Linked DNA regions of Mus musculus: region 1 is linked to region 2. A link is a loop called in an ENCODE intact Hi-C map of the cell type or tissue named here. Cell type or tissue: left cerebral cortex. All regions are shown on one strand. Each heading gives the region's core, and the rest is flanking DNA. Links, peaks and the distances in the headings are about the cores only. Region 1 holds the start of Gm38642 (a long non-coding RNA gene). Region 2 holds the start of Myrip (myosin VIIA and Rab interacting protein).

Region 1 (8,337 bases), core at 26-8,025, 92 kb after region 2:
AGAAGCTGGACGGTCTAGAGGTCTTCAGAAGAGAGGGTGGAGGGAGGGAGCAAATAAAGCCAGCCCCATTCTGTCTGTTACAAGAGGTCCATTTTGCCAGTCTAGTCCAAACTAAAAATAAAATCCACTACTGGCTTTTTTATGAAAATAGAGTTGGATAGCTGCCATATCTGCCTTCCTCCTCTCTGGACACAGAGTCCCAAGGTCAAGAAAAGGGTTTGTTTTAAATTTCAAACATACTAGGCGCTCACATGATTCGGGGCGTGCATGTCAATAATCCACCGTCAGGTAAAATATCCTCACCAGCAACAGCAGTAAATAGCTGGCCGTCAGCCCAGCCTGGGTCAATTATCCGAAAACTCAGTTTGTCTTAAATGACTACCTTTTAATTACCTCTCTCAATTATCTGCTAAACAATCAATGGTGTTTCAACTAAATAATAATTCACTGTTAAGACTTGGGCAAATAAAATGGAGCAAAACTACTTACTGCAGGATTTCCCACACATGGCAACCCTCCAGTTGTAACCTGGCGGGTAGTGAGGTTTTGCACATCTGCGTGGGCTTCTGTTCAGTTCCTGGATAAGAGGCCAAGAACCCGGAAGCACCCGACGCCAACCCAGACCACCAGAGACATGCGCAGATCCTCTGCAGAAGCTGCCAGGCTCTGAACCCGCTGAGCCATGTCTCCAGTCTTGGTTCTGTGGCCTGAATGATAAATTAGCTTGTATAACCATTTCTCTCCTGGACGTGTCTCTTCCCACAATGCACCTGATTTTAATCATATGCATGACCAATTATCTTATATGCTTAGGCGCAAAATGATCAATAGGGGATTCATCCTGAAAATTCACTTAAGGACAGTTTTGCTTTGTTGCATATCGTCATTATTTGCTTTCTTTTTAGTTTTTTTTTTTTTTAAAGTATTCTTGTACGTGAGTGTTTTGCCTGCATGTGTGTCTATGGGCACCACACAGGCGTCTGGTACCCTCAGAGGTGATAAGAGGACATGGTAACTGGAGTTGTGAACTACAGTGTAGGTGCTAGGGATCAAACCTGGGTCCTCTGGAAGAGCAGCCAGTTCTCTTAGCCTGCTGAACCCTTGCTCCAGACCCCTGGTTTATATCTGTGGCTGTGAGAAGCACCATGACCAAACCCAACTTGGGTAGTCTGGTCCAGGCCGTCCTTTGATGGAGGCACCCTTTCTCCCCTGTGTGTCTGGTAGACGATAAAAATTAACCAACACACCCACCCATACACCCCAAATCAACTCAGGCTATATTAGCCCCTCCTCCCCTCCCAGACCAAGATACTGTTTAATACAGGAATACATTTAAATAGAGATGGTCAGAGTTGGAGAAATGTCTCATTTGTAAATGGGCACAGTGCACATTCACAAATGCAGGAAAAACACTCAGGAACATAAAATAAATAAATAATCATCTAAAAAATTAAATAGAAACTGTTCTAACAGCCACTCGGGGAAAGAGAAACTTCTCACATTGTTCAGAGAGGGAGGGGGCTGGAGGTTGCCAGAGGTTGCTAGGTGCACTGTTAGGTGGGGTGTGTGCAGCACACATGGGCAAAGGAGCTAGGCTGCCAATTCCATTCTCAAAAGAGGACTGTGTGCGTAAGCCAAACCAAGTGGAGTCCTAGGTTACACAACAACTCCCTATGCTTGCATGCTTCACACCTCCCACACATGTGAACGTGTACATGTGCACGCCATGAGCATACTTGCACGATGATGATGATGGTGGTGGTGATGATGATTGTGGTGATGAAGATGATGACAACGACGATGATAGAAAATGCTATTGCTATATCCCTTTCACATTTACACTCTGCAGCCAGCCTGAACAGATTTGCGTAAGACTGCTGAATTACGCTCTAGAAACGCTGAGCCCATTTGCACTCCCCAAGCTGTGTCTGTGAAAGGACAAGAGGAATCCCTTCCTGCTTGGAAACAGGTCTCCCATTTGTACAGTTGGATGGCACTCTGCTGAGCACTAAAGCAGGCAGTATCATTTCCTCAGCTCCTGCTGTCGGCCATTCCCAGGAGTGTGCAAGTGTAAATAGAATGGTGTACGCAGTGCCCACACAGTGAGCACTGAACCGGCTGCTTGCTTCCTCCAACTCAATTAGATTCCTTGCTTTATTCTGCTAGGAAACAATAGCCCTGTCTTTCCAAATGTTACATTGTTACTGCTTTCTTATGCCATGGCTTTGGTTGCTGATCCCACATCAGGCCCATGTCTGACTGATGATACTTCTGCTGCTTCTAGAAAGCTTCCCTCTTCACTGAGGATGTAGGTCAGTGGTCGAATGCTCGCCTAACATGAAAAGGGTCCTGGATTCAAGGGTTCAATTCCCCAGTTCCTCAAACAACAACAGCCACAAAAAAAAAAAATATGTGCAATAATAGTGTCTATAAAGACCTCTCTCACATGCTCTGGTTAAAAGACAATTCCAGGGCTGGATGTGTGGCTCAGTTGGTAGAGTGCTTGCCTAGCACACACAAAGGCCTGGATTTGGTTGACAGCTCCACGTAAGCAGGTCATGGATGCACACGCCTGTAATCCCAGCACTCGGATGGAGGGAGCAGTCAGAGTATCCTCAGCTACATGCTGAGTTTGAGACTAGCCTGGGCTGCATGAAATCCTGTATTTGATCGAGCAATCAGTTAATTAGTTAATTTAATTATTGAACCAAATGTGGTGGCTTATGCCTGTAATCCAACCATTTCGGATGTACAGGCAGAAGGTTCAGGAGTTCTAAGCCATTCTTAGTTACATAGAATTGGATGCTGCCCCAAGATACAGAAGATCCTGTCTCTCTTCCTTCTGTAGGAAGAAAGGAAGGAGGGAGGGAGGGAGAGAAGGAGGGAAGGAAGGAGGAAGGGAGGGAGGGAGGGAGGGAGGGAGGGAGGGAGGGAGGGAGGGAGGGAGGGAGGGAGGGAGGAAAGAACCTCCAAGCCATCCTAATTTTAATTATAAGAACTGGAAGATGCGGGCGTGGAGCAAGGGAATTTAACAATTCTAAACATAACCAACAAATAAACCATTTCGGATTCGGGACCATGTGTTGACATCTTCCCTGAAATCCCTCTGCGGTTGACCACAGAGCCACTGTCCCCATTTACGTATGAGCTTCCTGGACTTAGTTCTAAGTAACCCAGAAGCAATGACCCCTAGCAAGACAGTGATACTCCTGCCTCCACCTCCAGAGTGCTCGGATCACAGGTGTGAGCCACCACTCCTAGTTTGTGTGATGCTGTGTATCACACCTGGGACCTAGTGCATGCTAGACAAGTTCTCTACCAAGCAGGCTCAGCCACAGTGGGTACTTCTTAGAGAGGTGTAGGGTTATCCCAGAATCTGGCCTCTCTTCTACATCTGCATTGTCTCAACTGCTCCCTTGGTGTGCTGACGTGTGTGTGTGTGTGTGTGTGTGTGTGTGTGTGTGTGTGTGTGTGTGTGTTGGCTATACTGTGTGTGTGTGTTGGCTAGTGTGTGTGTGTGTCCAACTTGACACAAGTCAGGGAAGAGGGACTCTCGACTGAGAAAACACCTTCATCAGATTGTATGCAAGTCCACAGATATTTTCTTGATGAGTGTGGGAGGGTCCAGCCCACTGTGGGTGTGACCTCCCTGGGCAGGGGGTCCTGGGTTGTATAAGAAAGCAGGATGGACCAGCCATGGGAAACAGGCCAGTAGGCAAAGTTCCCTCATGTCTTCAGTTCCCATCTTCCCTGAGTCCCCCCCCCCTCCCCGCCCCCACTTCCCTGAAGGATGGACTACAAGGGTTAAGGTGTAGTTAACCCTTCCCTCTCCAAGTGTTTGGTCATGGTGTTTACTCAGCAGTAGGGAGCAAGCTAGGAGCCATTTTTACAGCGATGTCTTGGTGTCAAGTTTAAAACCCTCAGCCTTTGGTTGTTCCAATGGAAACTCTTTTACTTTCATAAGTGACTGTGAGTTGACCCAGCCATAATTATAACTCAGCAGAGACTCCTTTCTGGAATGTTCCCTATCATGACTCCCTCCCTGTTCTCTAATTAGCAACTCCCAGAGCAGAAGTCTGTCCCCTCTTGTCACAGCTATGATCACTGTCCAGGGTCCAGCTGACTCACAGGCCTACGTCAGTGAACCACGGGCCACTGGTGACACAGCCATCTTTTCTCTGTGGGGATAATAAGGAGTCTCTTCAGAGAGGCACACAATTATTTCTAGAGGGAAAACACTCGGGGTCAGTGCATGAATACACATTTATTCATTATGGAGAAAGGTCTTATCAAGCCAGGGGAAAAGGAGAAAATCACAATTGCTTTGATTGCTGATCTTAGAGGGGTGACACAGACCAACGTGTCCTTTCTGAGCAGAATCAAATTATTTTCCTCCCCAGTGAGGTCTGACGACTGCCATCGTGGCTGAGTTATTGGTCTGGGAATGTGGATGGATGATGTGGAAATAATAGAAAGATATTAAATGTGATTTGAATCTCTGCCACAGTGAGGATAATGACTCAAAAAAAAAAAAAAAAAAAAAAAAAAAGCCTAAGAGTCTCGTGCTTTAGAAAGTGCTCTGATGCCCAGTTAAGAACGCCTGTGGACCACCTCTTTCCTCTTGAATTTCAGATTCCAGGATCTACCTGGGAACATGTTGACACACTATAGCATAATGCATCACCTATTTTGGCTTTGTCCCTGGTTCCTAGTAGAGTCCCTAAGACCTGCTGGATTTCCAGAGAGATGCTCATACCTTTTGGTATTCATAAAGAACCCTCTTTTGTAGAGACGTGTTTTATTTGTAATTATGTGTGTCTGCGTATCTGTGTGGGTTTGTACACTAGATTGCTGGCCAGAACTCCAATTTCAGGCAATGGGACAACATCGCCCTCTTCTGGCCTCTGGGGGTACAGCATGCACATGGTGCATGTACATACCGAGAGGAGGAACACTCATACACCCAAAATAAATACTCTTTTTTGTTGTGGTTGTTGTTGTTGTTGTTGTGTTGTGTTTTGTTTTGTTTTGTTTTTGTTTTTTGAGACAGGGTTTCTCTGTGTAACCCTGGCTGTCCTGGAACTCACTCTGTAGACCAGGCTGGCCTCGAACTCAGAGATCCGCCTGCCTCTGCCTCCCATAAATACTCTTTTAAAAGAGTGAGGAAGGCCAGGGGGGGCATGAGCAGTAAGCAAGCAGACCAAACGGGTGTGCAGATTTCTCTCTGCTCCTGACTACTGCTGTTTGACGGACCAGCTGCTTCAGCTCCCAAACGAGCCCTTTCTGAGATGAGGACTGTATTCAAGATTGACCTTGCTATTATGATCCCCACCTGCCTCAAGGCCGGTGTTACATATGTGCACCCACACCGCTTGTAGACTTTTGCACAGCAAGGTTTAGTGAGACTCTGGGTTGGTGATGCCGTGGAGGTGTTGGGGTATGACCCACAGAGAGGGCATATGGTCTAATATTTTCCATGTTTGTGAGTATGTGTGTGTGTGCGCAGTGTGTGTGCAGCATGTGTGTGCAGTGTGTGTGTGTGTGTGTGGTGTATGCACTGTGTGTGTTCAGTATGTGTGTGTGGTATGTGAAGTGCATGTTTGCACTGTGTGTGTGCAGTGTGTATGTGTGGTGTATGTGTGTGTAGTATGTGTGAAGTGTGTATGCACTGTGTGTGTGGTATGTAAAGTGTGTGCACTGTGTTTGTGTAGTGTATGTGTGCAGTGTGTATGTGTGGTGTGTGTGTACACTGTATGTGTCCAGTATGTGTATGTGGTATGTGAAGTACATGTGTGTACTGGGTGTGTGCTGTGTGTGTGTGTGTGGCATGTGTGCAGTGTGCATACAAGCATGCTGGTTTGCACATATGTGAGCACACATGAATATGTAGGTATTCATTGAGGTCTCTCATTTAAACCAGAGCCTACCCATATGGCTATCTTGACAGTCAGCTCAGTCCAATGCTGGAATCACAGACAGGCCCACACACCCAACATCCCCTGGTTTCTGGGGACCTAAACTCCGGTCCTCCAGTTTGTGAGGGAGGCACTTAAGCTCTGTGCCGTCTCCACAGCCCAAGGTTAGCATTCCTGAAGCAAGGAGCAAAATGTGTTGCCTCCAACGTAGATGAGGCTCATCAGGTCAGTGCTGGGCTTTAAATGACACAAAAGCCACTCGCTTGGCCCGCTGCCCGAGGCACCACCGTAGGGGGCATCAGCCAGGCTCAGTGGCAGGCCCTCAGTCCGCCCCATCCCCTCTGTCTCTCTCACTGTCTCTGTGTCCCTGTCACTCTGTCTCTGCCTCCAGGCTGCCTTCAGGTGAGGGCCTGTGCTCCACCCTGGATACTCACACATTACTCTTCCTCAACGCAGGCCCAGAGCCAGCCTGGACTCATGGGCCAAAAAACTCTGAAATTGTGGCTGCGCAGACGCTCAGAGGTTAAGAACACACACTATTGAGGACTGAATTCAGGTCCTCAAACTCATGTCAGGCAGCTCACAAGTGCCTGTAACTCTAACTCCAAGAGACCCAGTATCCATTTGTAGCGTCCACAGGCACACTCATGTGTACAGATGCGCACACAGACACACATAGACACATGAATAAAAAGTAAAATAAATCCTTTTTTTTAAATAGCTGTGCTTAAACCATGAGTCAAAATAGATTTTTTTTTCCTCCTTTCAGGTTGATAGTCTCGGGTGCTTGGTCACGGTGACATAAAGCTAACACCGAGACTCACCCAGCTGTTAAATCTGACACGAAAAGAAGCCTTACCCTGAAAACTGCACGTTGACCTTGGGACTAGAACCCTGGCCCCTTCCTGCCTCTCTGTGGAGACACCTGCTCTTCCTGTACCTTCAGCCTCCTCCAGGAACTGCTCCACGGAGTCTCCCATGTTCTCATCCTCCAAACTCCAGCCACAACCACTTCATCATCTCTCCTGATCGACAGCTTGCTAGTCGCCCTCAGATACTAATGCTCATCGCAGTCCATAGTGATGTGAGCCATTGCTTGCGATAAATATGTGGACGTGAAACACAATACACCATAACAAGGTTGTTCTAGAGCTTCAATACTAAAGGGGAGTGGGAGCAACCGCTGCAGAGAGCTGCGCTGTCCAGCAGACTCCCTGGGACTGTAGAAGTGTATTCTGTTTGCATTGCTCAGTTGGGTGGCCGTTCGCCGCCATAGATGGTGGCAACAGTAATCACTGAAATGGCTGGTGACATTGATAAACTAAGGGTTTTAATCATCTCAATCTAATCGTATGTTAATTTTCTATTATTTGATTTTATATGCTTTCCTGTGTGCTTGAGTGTAGGTGTGTGCACCACGTGAGTGCAGAAGCCAGCAGAGGTCAGAAGAGGTGTCAGATGGCCTGAAATTGGAGTTACAGGTGATTGTGACCCACCGTGTGTACGGGAGCGACTCAACCCAGGTCCCCCTTCCACTGAGCCATGGCTCCAGCCTCTTGAATGTATATTAAAGCAGCCAGTCTGTGGCTAGAGGTTATCACAGTGCACAGCCCAACAATTAGAATTTCCCCTCTTCCTGTAAATCCTCCCCATCCACTATGTGTGTATGAAATATGTATCAGCTTCCATAGTTATAGACGAAGGCAGTGGCAGCCAAACCAGGATGGGGGGGGGGTGTTTTCTATTTCCTGCCTTGCCCGCCAAAATATAAGCTCCTTTGGGGGGACGGGTCTGCTCCTGTCACTCCTCACTCTGTCTCCAGTACCTACAGTAGGACCTGGAAGGACATCAGAACTTCGCTGGATGCATGACGTTTCCTCTGCAGACATTTAATAATGAGCTTGATGCAAAACGCTTTGAGGGATCCAGAGATGCCCACCAGCCTAACTGATGCAGATTAGTGTCTACCCACTACAAACGCCTGACACTGTTGCCCAACGCGGTTCTGACCCACCCCTCTAACTTGGAATGTTTTGGCAAAACCTCGAGATCATGAAATATGAGAAACGGTTCTGGGCCTGGAAAGTTTAAGCTGAGGCAACGTACTGAGGAGCGACTGGGTGGTCCCACGAGCAGATGGATGCATGCGCCCAAAATAAATGGGCCACGAAGGGGAGATCGATGTGAATTGGATCCCAGTGTGCTCATCTGAGAAAAGCTGGCAGCGGCGGTCTGCTTCGTCAGCAGCAGTCTCTCTTGGTTTGTGGAGCCGAGGTGAGGGGAGAGGGCCGGAGGGTAGAGAGCTGTTTGCTCTGGCTCCCCCCTCCCCGACCCCAGTTCTCTCAACAGCCCTTTCAGGAAAAGATCACAGCCCTTTTTTGTCCCTCTCCCAAGCTCCTTCTATTCACAAGACCTCTCCTGT
Region 2 (8,337 bases), core at 177-8,176:
TTCCACAGGACTGAGGAAAAGGCAGCATTGGCCCAGATCACAAAACAGCTCCCAAACCCCAGATGGAGTCTATCCATGGACTTAGTAGTAGGGACCAAAAGGGGCCTTCCGATCAGAGAGCAGAAAACATTATTTATGAACATTATTTGTTTCTGGAGATCCTGGGCTGTTGGATTTTATCCCTGTCGTGATGGTGGGTGTCTGGGTTCTCCAGCTAACATGTGGCCACTATGAGGCAACAGCCCCAACAGGTCGTAGATGAGTTGAAATGTTATGATTCCATCCAACTTTTGACTTTGAGGAATTAGAAATAAAGCCATTCATATTTTTCATTTATATCACACCACTTAAGATGAGAGAGAGATACAGGGAGTAAACTGAACCCCACTGCTATACCCGGGGTCTCCCATCACCCCAATCAAAGAACACTGATCATTCGTGGATGGGGGACAGCCAACCCAGAGCCTAAGATGAGACTTTTTCTACTAGTTGTCTGCCGTAGATAAAGGACTCTTGGTTTGAGCTCGATAAAAAGGAAGGTTTAAAAAAAAATTAAGCCAGAGATGGCTCACACCATTAATACCAGTACTCCAGAGTCTGAGGCAGGGGAACACCACAGGTTTGAGTTCAGCCTGGACTATGTAGAGAATCCCATGAACCCTGAGCTATAGGTAAGACACTGTCTTAAAGGACATAGAACTAGGAAGCTCTTATTTCAGCTTGATAGGCAAATGATGGGATAAAGATGAAGTGAATGTTGCCTGGCCAAACTAAACAAGGTGATAGCTGCCTCTGGGGCTGCTGCCTTTCATGAGTTACAGGGAAACTACGAAGCTTTTTGTTCTTAGTCTGGACACCAGATACACAGGTGTGGCTTGTCTATTAAAATCCATCAAATATACACTCTAAATATTTACTCACTTTATTTTGTTTTATCTGTGTATACATGCCTGGGTGTATATATGTGTGCCATGTGTGTTCTGTGCCTGCAGAGGTCAAAATAGGATGTCAGATTCCCTGGAACTGGAGTTACAGATGGTTATTTGCCAACACACAGGTGCTGAGAATCGAACCCAGGTCCTCTGCAAGAGCAGCCAGTGATCTTAACTGCTGAGCTGTCTGTCCAGCCCTAAATATACACTTTTGAGCTATAAAACTTTTTGTAATTATACTTTAATAACATGTTAAGACAAATTGACCAAGGGCTGAAGACCTTGAGTTCTGCTTTCCCTGAATACCAACTCACTGTCATGTTTTCTTACCCCACTCCCCCACCTCACCACCACCTCACCACCACCTCACCACCACCCCACCCCACCCCGGACATGATCTACAAGACTGCTAGTTTAACACCAGATGTGGCTAGCAGGACATTTTCCCAAACTCGAGTGAATTCCATCCTTCCCTCTCCCACACAGAAAGATAAAATCCAGATCTCAAAAGACTCCTGCCACAGACATCATCTTCAGAGAGACATACATGCTTGACTATATATACACACACATGCCCAGAAACAACCATACACCACGAGGGGGGAGGAGGAGGGGAGGCAATTTCTCCTTAGACCTCCAGAGAGTCCCCAGCTAAAGAGACACAACTTCTAGTTCAGAGGCACCCCCTCCATAGGTGGGGGGAAGATCAGGAAAACAGCTACCCACTGGATTCCAATCTGAAGATGGAAAGCAGTCTTCAAAGCTTTACCAAAACTAAATATCTCTAGAAAAAGATATTTAGATCTGCAAACAGGGTCCTGATGTTGCTGTCAAATCCTTGAAATCACCTCATTTCCATACCACTCCTCCCGAAAGATCCCTTACAACATCTTCCCTCTACCTGGTACCACAACCCCAGCGCTTTTTCACACCGTACCCCGGGAGCCCCAGGAGCGGGGAGGTGGGGGGGAGAGAAAGAAAGAAAGAAATAAAAAAAAAAACGCCTGTCAATTATCCCAGGACTATGTGTAACAGTGTCATCACTGAGTATCAAAACTGCAGCTGGAGGTCAGAGGGTGAGAAGGACATGTGGGAACAGGGAAATGGCAGGGCAGGAGGAACAATCTCTCTCCCGTCCCTGGGAAAGTCTCAAGATAATAAACAAAATGTATATTATAGGTAAGGGGTGGGGCGGATAGAAATGTAGTCCATTTTCAAGGAATTTTAGCGGATGGGAGAGATCTTCAGAGAAAGCTGCTTTTCGGTGTGTCAGCTCCCTCCCTTTGGTGTGTCTTGGAAGAGTGGCTGGGACACACGTCCTGAGGACAAGGTTTATTTGGGAGACCAGAAGCCAAACACAGTCTATGTAAGCCCTGGCGCTTAGCAGAGTCCTCGACTCCACACTCTGCAGAAACATCAGTCAATTGAGTGACTAGAAGAGGATGGAACCTCGGATGCGGCAACTGTGAGCGTTCCCACCACACAAATGCTCCACAGCACGCTCACACGGAAGACAGCCAGACGTTAACCACCCCCCCACCCCCCGAAACCGCTATTGAGACCCTGCGGATGAGCTCGAAACCTCAACAAGTCTCCTGTCTTTGAAGATAGGAGGAACCGAGAAAGAGAGCAGGACGAAGGAACACCTCGCCCAGTGCCTGCCTCACCAGCGCACCTCTCCTCCTCAGGCAACCCGGGGCTGAGCCCAGACGCAGTCTGCCTTGGGGGTTAACGCTGTGCCCTGGCCATGACCTTCGGCGAGTACCTAATTAGCCCCATTTTACAAACATTAAGAGTCTAAAAGAGTCACGTGGTCCATGCTGGCCAGCTGCCGGGTGCGCACCGGGTGGTTTGAGGCGCCCGCCGGTGCGCGGATCCCTTAGCAAGGTGCGCGGCGCACCGCATCCCGAGCGCTACGTGGCCATCGGGGAAACGCAGGGGTCAGCTCCCGCCCCCGTAGCCACGGAAAGAGGCGGATCTGACTCTGTCGAGGCTAAGTCCAAGACCCCACCGTCCCCTCCGCACAGGCAGGCTGGCCATGTCCCGCAGCCCTGGCCCCAGACGCGCACCAGGTGCGGGGGACCGCGCGCGCGACATCTTCAGACACCCACCCCAAAAGTTGCGGCAACGTGGCAGGGAAGCATGGCATCGAGCTGCGGGCGCGGAGGGGAGAGCTGGAGGACTCACCCGGGGTGGCCGGCCTGGAGTGGGTCCGCGGCGGAGCTCATGGATGGCGGCCAGGCTCACAGCCACCGCGCCTCGGATGGCCCCGGGTCACCTGCCGCAGCCTGCGTCCAGCGCGCGATCCCGAGGCTGCAGATCGCCGGTGCGCCCGAGCTGGGGCCGCAGTCACAGCGGGAGCCGGGCAGCGCGGGCAGGACGAGGGCGCGCGGCGCGAGGGAGGCGCCCGCTCCAGGCTCCCAGCCAGCGCCAGCCCAAGCCACTGCGGCCGCCGCCACCTGCGGGCCCCGCTGACCGCCAATCACAGGCGCCCGGGGCGGCGGCGCGTGCGGAGGCGGGGCGGGGGCGCGTGCGGGGCGGCTGGCGGGAGCGGCGGCGACACCAGCGCGCCTGCGCCGGGACACCGGCCGCCTACCCCGCGGGTTCCTCGCGAGCTCCCCGGGTGCGCGGGTGGCACGCGCCGGGAGGGGCGGGGCGCATAGGGAAGAGGCGGGGCTGGGGCTGCGCGCACCCGGGTCGTTGCGGGCTGCGGCGCAGTGCGGTGCGGGGGTCGCGATCGTGAGCACCCCTACTCAACCAGCCCTAGCTTCAGGTCATCCCTAGTATTGAAGTCAGGCTCTGCATCCTTGGAGACCCGCCCGCTTGAAGGATGGGTCACCGCAACCTGGGCCTTCTTAGTCCTAGGAACAGCGCGACCTGCTGGCTCCAGCCTCACCAAAGACTCGTGGCCCGCCTGCATCAACATCTTTCACTTCACTGCCCCCCACCCCAAGGTATTTTTAAGGCACCGTTGTGATTCCGGTCTGGATTACGTTCTTCTCCAGGGAATTTACTGAGCTAGCCACGCTCGCTCATTCAACACACACTGACTACCTCGCACTTGGCTCAGGGGGTTCTAATCCTGTGTGCGCCCCCATAACCGCTGCACCTCTGGGATAGTGAGTCCTGGAATACTGCCAGTGAGGAGTGCTCTGGGGCGCGTGCTTGCAGTCCATGGTCCCCAAAGGATGACAAGGAGTTGAGATTGTCCTGCAATCTAGGGCCGCACTTGCTCATCCAGCAAGCCCAGGGCCCCGGATATTGAGACCAACTACTTAAGCCTCAGCAGCGTCGACTGGGGAACACCTGTCAGTGTCAACTGCCTGGCAGCAGCGACTCCGTCAGAATAAAGCTTCTATAGCGCTACGGCGGTGATTTCAAAATCTAAATCTCAGTTCTAAATCTCATAGGTCAATGAGCTGAGGTCGTGTCCTATGTAAATGCATGCAAGGTAGATGGGGGGGGGGGGAAGCGCCTTTGCGGAGCAACGAGGGAGGAAAATTAAGAACGTGTAAGGCATTAAATTGGTTTCTCTAAAGAAACGGTTTCCTCCCTTGAGGGATTTTTAAACTGCTAAAATGAAAGAAAGCTTATTTTGTGTACATTTTACTTATTTTCCGTTCTAAATCTGTTTATGTAGGCCCGGTTAGTATCCACACAGTCCAACATTCAACCGTTCACAAGACTCCCTCCTACCTTTGTCTGCCAGTGTCTCAGCTCCTGCCACTGAGCACAACCAAAGTGTGCTCTCTCTGGGGGAAAGCTATGTGTTATGATTGTGATGATCAATTGCAACTGTCAACTTGAGACAAACTAGAACCACCTACGAGGTGGTCCTCTGGGCATTCCACCGCAGGATTATCTTGATTATGGGGAGACCCGTCAGCTGTGGGCGGCACCATCCCCTAGGCTGGAATTACAAGATTCCAGGACTGAGTTCAGTCTTCTGTTTCCCAGAGTGCATGTTACATCACCCAACAAAATCCCCCTGCCCTGGGCTGGAGAGATGGCTCATGAGTTAATAGCACGGTCTGCTCTTTCAGAGGACCAGAGTTTGAGTCCCAGCACCCACATGTCAGATCACAACTATCTGTAACTCCAATTCCAGGGAATCCGAAGCCTTCTGACCACATGAAGAAGGCGTGCAAATAGCAGGCAGACCTATATACAGGCAAAATACTCATAAAATAAAAATAAAATACCTATGTACTTCTTGAACAAATCCAGTCTGTACGCACTGTAAAGGCTGCAATGATTTTTAAATATTTATTGTATGTGTTCATGGGCATTCAGATGCCAAGGCATGCACGTGGAAGTGTGAGGTTTTGAATGAAAGTGGCCCCCATAGGCTCATAGGGAGTGGCACTATTAGGAGCAGTGACCATGAAGTAGGTATGCCCTTGTTGGAGGTGTGTCCCTGGAGGTGGGCTTTGAGGTTTCTGAAGCCCAAGCCAGGCCCAGTGTCACTCTCTTTTCCCGTTGCCTGTGGATCCAGATGCAGAGCTCTCGGCTACCTCTCCAGCACCATGTCTGCCTGCACACCACCATGCTTCCTGCCACTACAGTAATGGACTAAACCTTTGAACCTGTAAGCCAGCCCTAGTTAGATGTTTTCTTTTGTAAGAGCACCCATGGGTATGGTGTCTTATCCAGCAATAGAAACCCTAAGGAACTAGACAACATTTGAGAGTTGGTTCTTGTCTTAGTCAGGGTTTCTATTCTTGCACAAACATCATGACCAAGAAACAAGTTGGGGAGGAAAGGGTTAATAAGCTTACACTTCCACATTGCTGTTCATCACCAAAGGAAGTCAGGACTGGAACTCAAGCAGGTCAGGAAGCAGAAGCTGATGCAGAGGCCATGGAGGGATGTTACTTACCGGCTTGCTTCCCTTGGCTTGCTCAGCTTGCTTTCTTATAGAACCCAGGATCACCAATCCAGGTGTGACACCACCCACAATGGGCCCTCCCACCCCTGATCACTAATTGAGAAAATGCCTTACAGCTGGATCTCATGGAGGCATTTCCCCAAGGGAGGCTCCTTTCTCTGTGATAACTTCAGCTTGTGTTAAGTTGACACACAAAACCAGCCAGCACAGTTCTCTTCTTACAGCATGTGCAAAGATTAAATGCTAGGTCACCAGGTACCCTTTATCACTGAGCCATCTCAAGGAACAAAGACTGGGGTATTCCAACAGTTTGTAAGCCAAGAAGATGAGATGGGCAGGGTGGTGAAAACCAGCCAGTGTTTACCTCTTGCACCTGCCCCCTTACTGGGGATTCACACCCCCTTGCTGGGGAGCCACGCCCCCTTGCTGGCCAACAGGGAGCCACTTTACCTCTCAGGGGGCCTTTGCAAATTCTCTGACCTCTAGGAACACACATTCACACATACACACATTTACATACATATACACACATATTCACACTCACACACATATACACACAATCACACACTCTCACACAAATTCACACATACATACTTATATATACATTTACACACACATAAACATATTCACACATACACATATTCATACACACTCACACACACATATTTATACACACACAAATATTCATACACATACCCATACACTCACCCATTCACACACTCACACAATACACACATATACACACATTGACACACTTGTACACACATATTCACACTCATACACATATATACACATACTCACACACATACACACGCTCACACATAACACACATATTCACATTCACACACACATATCAACAAACACATATTCACACACATACACACACTCTCTCTAGAATCTAGGAGTCACATATGAGAGATAATATACATCATTTCTCTTTCTCTGCTCTGGTTAACCTCACATGATATTTTCCAGAGCCATCCATTTTCCCATGAATTTCATAATTTCATTTCCTTCTCTGATGAGTAGAGCCCCATGGTATTTTTACACCACATTTTTATTACCCATGCATCTGTTGATGGACAGGTAAGGCAGCTCGATCTCTTTGCTGTTGTGAATAGATCAGCAAGGAGTGTGGATGGATGAATGGTAGTTTCTGAAGTAGAATAGCATGTCCAGAAGTGTTAGAGAGATTCATTTTCATTCGGCTTCCACAGCTGGATCCCAATCCCGCAAGGTAGCTTTGGGAGTGTAGACTGTCACGGGCTGCTTCCTAACGGTGGGGGTTGGGCTCAGAGGTTGTTTAACATGGTGCTAGTCTTTGCGAAGCTGGTTTGGCATATAACTGTCCCATGCAACTCTCAGGGTCTAAGTCCTATCCCTTACCTAAGGATTTTGAGAGACAGGCAGAATTGCTAAAGGATTTTAGCAAGATGCCGAGTAGGAAGAAGTGAAGCACCAAAACCAGAAGCTCACGGGGCAGAGGGGGTCCTGCCCCCTCCCATGGCCCTCCATCATGTGAAGAGACCTGCTCTGATTCCTCACCAGAGATAATACTGATTTTTTAGAATGTGTTTCTGAAAGGTTCAGCATCTTGAAGATAGCTTGAGTGACCAGGAGCATGGCAAACAAAACAAAACAAAACAAAACAAAACAAAAACGTCCTAAACTCTGACTTCTGTCTTCCTTTCATCCTGAGCTGTCATCCAGCAAAATCCCGCCAAACTCAAGTAAGATTCATTCCTCCTGGGACTGGAGAGAGAGTCCCATAGCACCTGCTGTTCTCACTAAGGACCTGTGTTTTTGTCTCTAGCAATTCCACCAGGAAGCTCACAACCATTTATAACCCCAGTTCTCAGGGATATAGCTCCCTCTTCTGTCTTTTGTGGGTACCTGTATACATGTGGCATGCATACAAACACATAAGTAAGAAAAGTTCTAAGCCTTAATTTTAAAAACAAACAAACAACACTGATCCGGTCTCTGCCTCTCAAGACTAGAGGAGATCAGAGAGATCCATCTTGACCAGTGGATGGGTCTAATGGAGTCTTCTTCTGTGAAGAAGAGCTGTTTGACATTTGAGCACGCAGGGAACTGTACCCCGTCTTCTTTTAAAATGAAACTCAGACAATCCATTTTTCGGAAGATTGATGCGTTTGTACTGGCTGGAGAAGGATGTGTCCCAGGAGGTTCTGGGTAGAATTAAAAGAGCATCAATCACAAGACTAGTGTGCTGGTCTGAGCGCACCCCATCCTGGATGTGCGACCTGGGACATGTCCTTTAACCTAGCCAAATCCTAGGTTCTCCGAATATAAAATACTGTGTCATCTTCTCTACTGCCCTGGAAATTTTCTAAGTAATTGATACATTGCATATGAAATTGTTTTGTGCATAACAAGATTTAGCATATGTTAGTTATGAAAAATTATCATTTGTAACCTGGAGAAAGTGAATTTACAAATAATGTTACTATGCTATTTTTGGCCTTTCCTAGCACAGAAGTGGCAAATTAGAGC

What was found. Peaks named below come from ENCODE experiments on the same cell type or tissue, not always from the same donor. Only the 100,000 strongest peaks of a DNase experiment are listed, where the experiment ranks them.
Region 1: a loop joins it to region 2, with 2.3 times the contacts of the local background. A loop is called at or near these places in 5 of 42 quality-filtered maps.

The regions. Positions count from the first base shown.
Region 1 is chr9:120,206,816-120,215,152 of GRCm38, reverse strand. Gm38642 (a long non-coding RNA gene) reads right to left here and starts at 560. Exons shown (of 3, transcript XR_871360.1): 1 at 490-560. In left cerebral cortex, for the core only: a CTCF peak has its summit at 4,895 (motif pointing left); DNase peaks (open chromatin) are centred at 2,030 and 4,888.
Region 2 is chr9:120,298,983-120,307,319 of GRCm38, reverse strand. It overlaps Myrip (myosin VIIA and Rab interacting protein), which reads right to left and starts at 3,247. Exons shown (of 17, transcript NM_144557.5): 1 at 3,120-3,247. In left cerebral cortex, for the core only: CTCF peaks have their summits at 3,816 and 7,694 (motif pointing left); DNase peaks (open chromatin) are centred at 2,698, 3,081, 3,616, 4,156 and 2 more places; H3K4me3 peaks cover 2,908 bases; H3K27ac peaks cover 2,699 bases.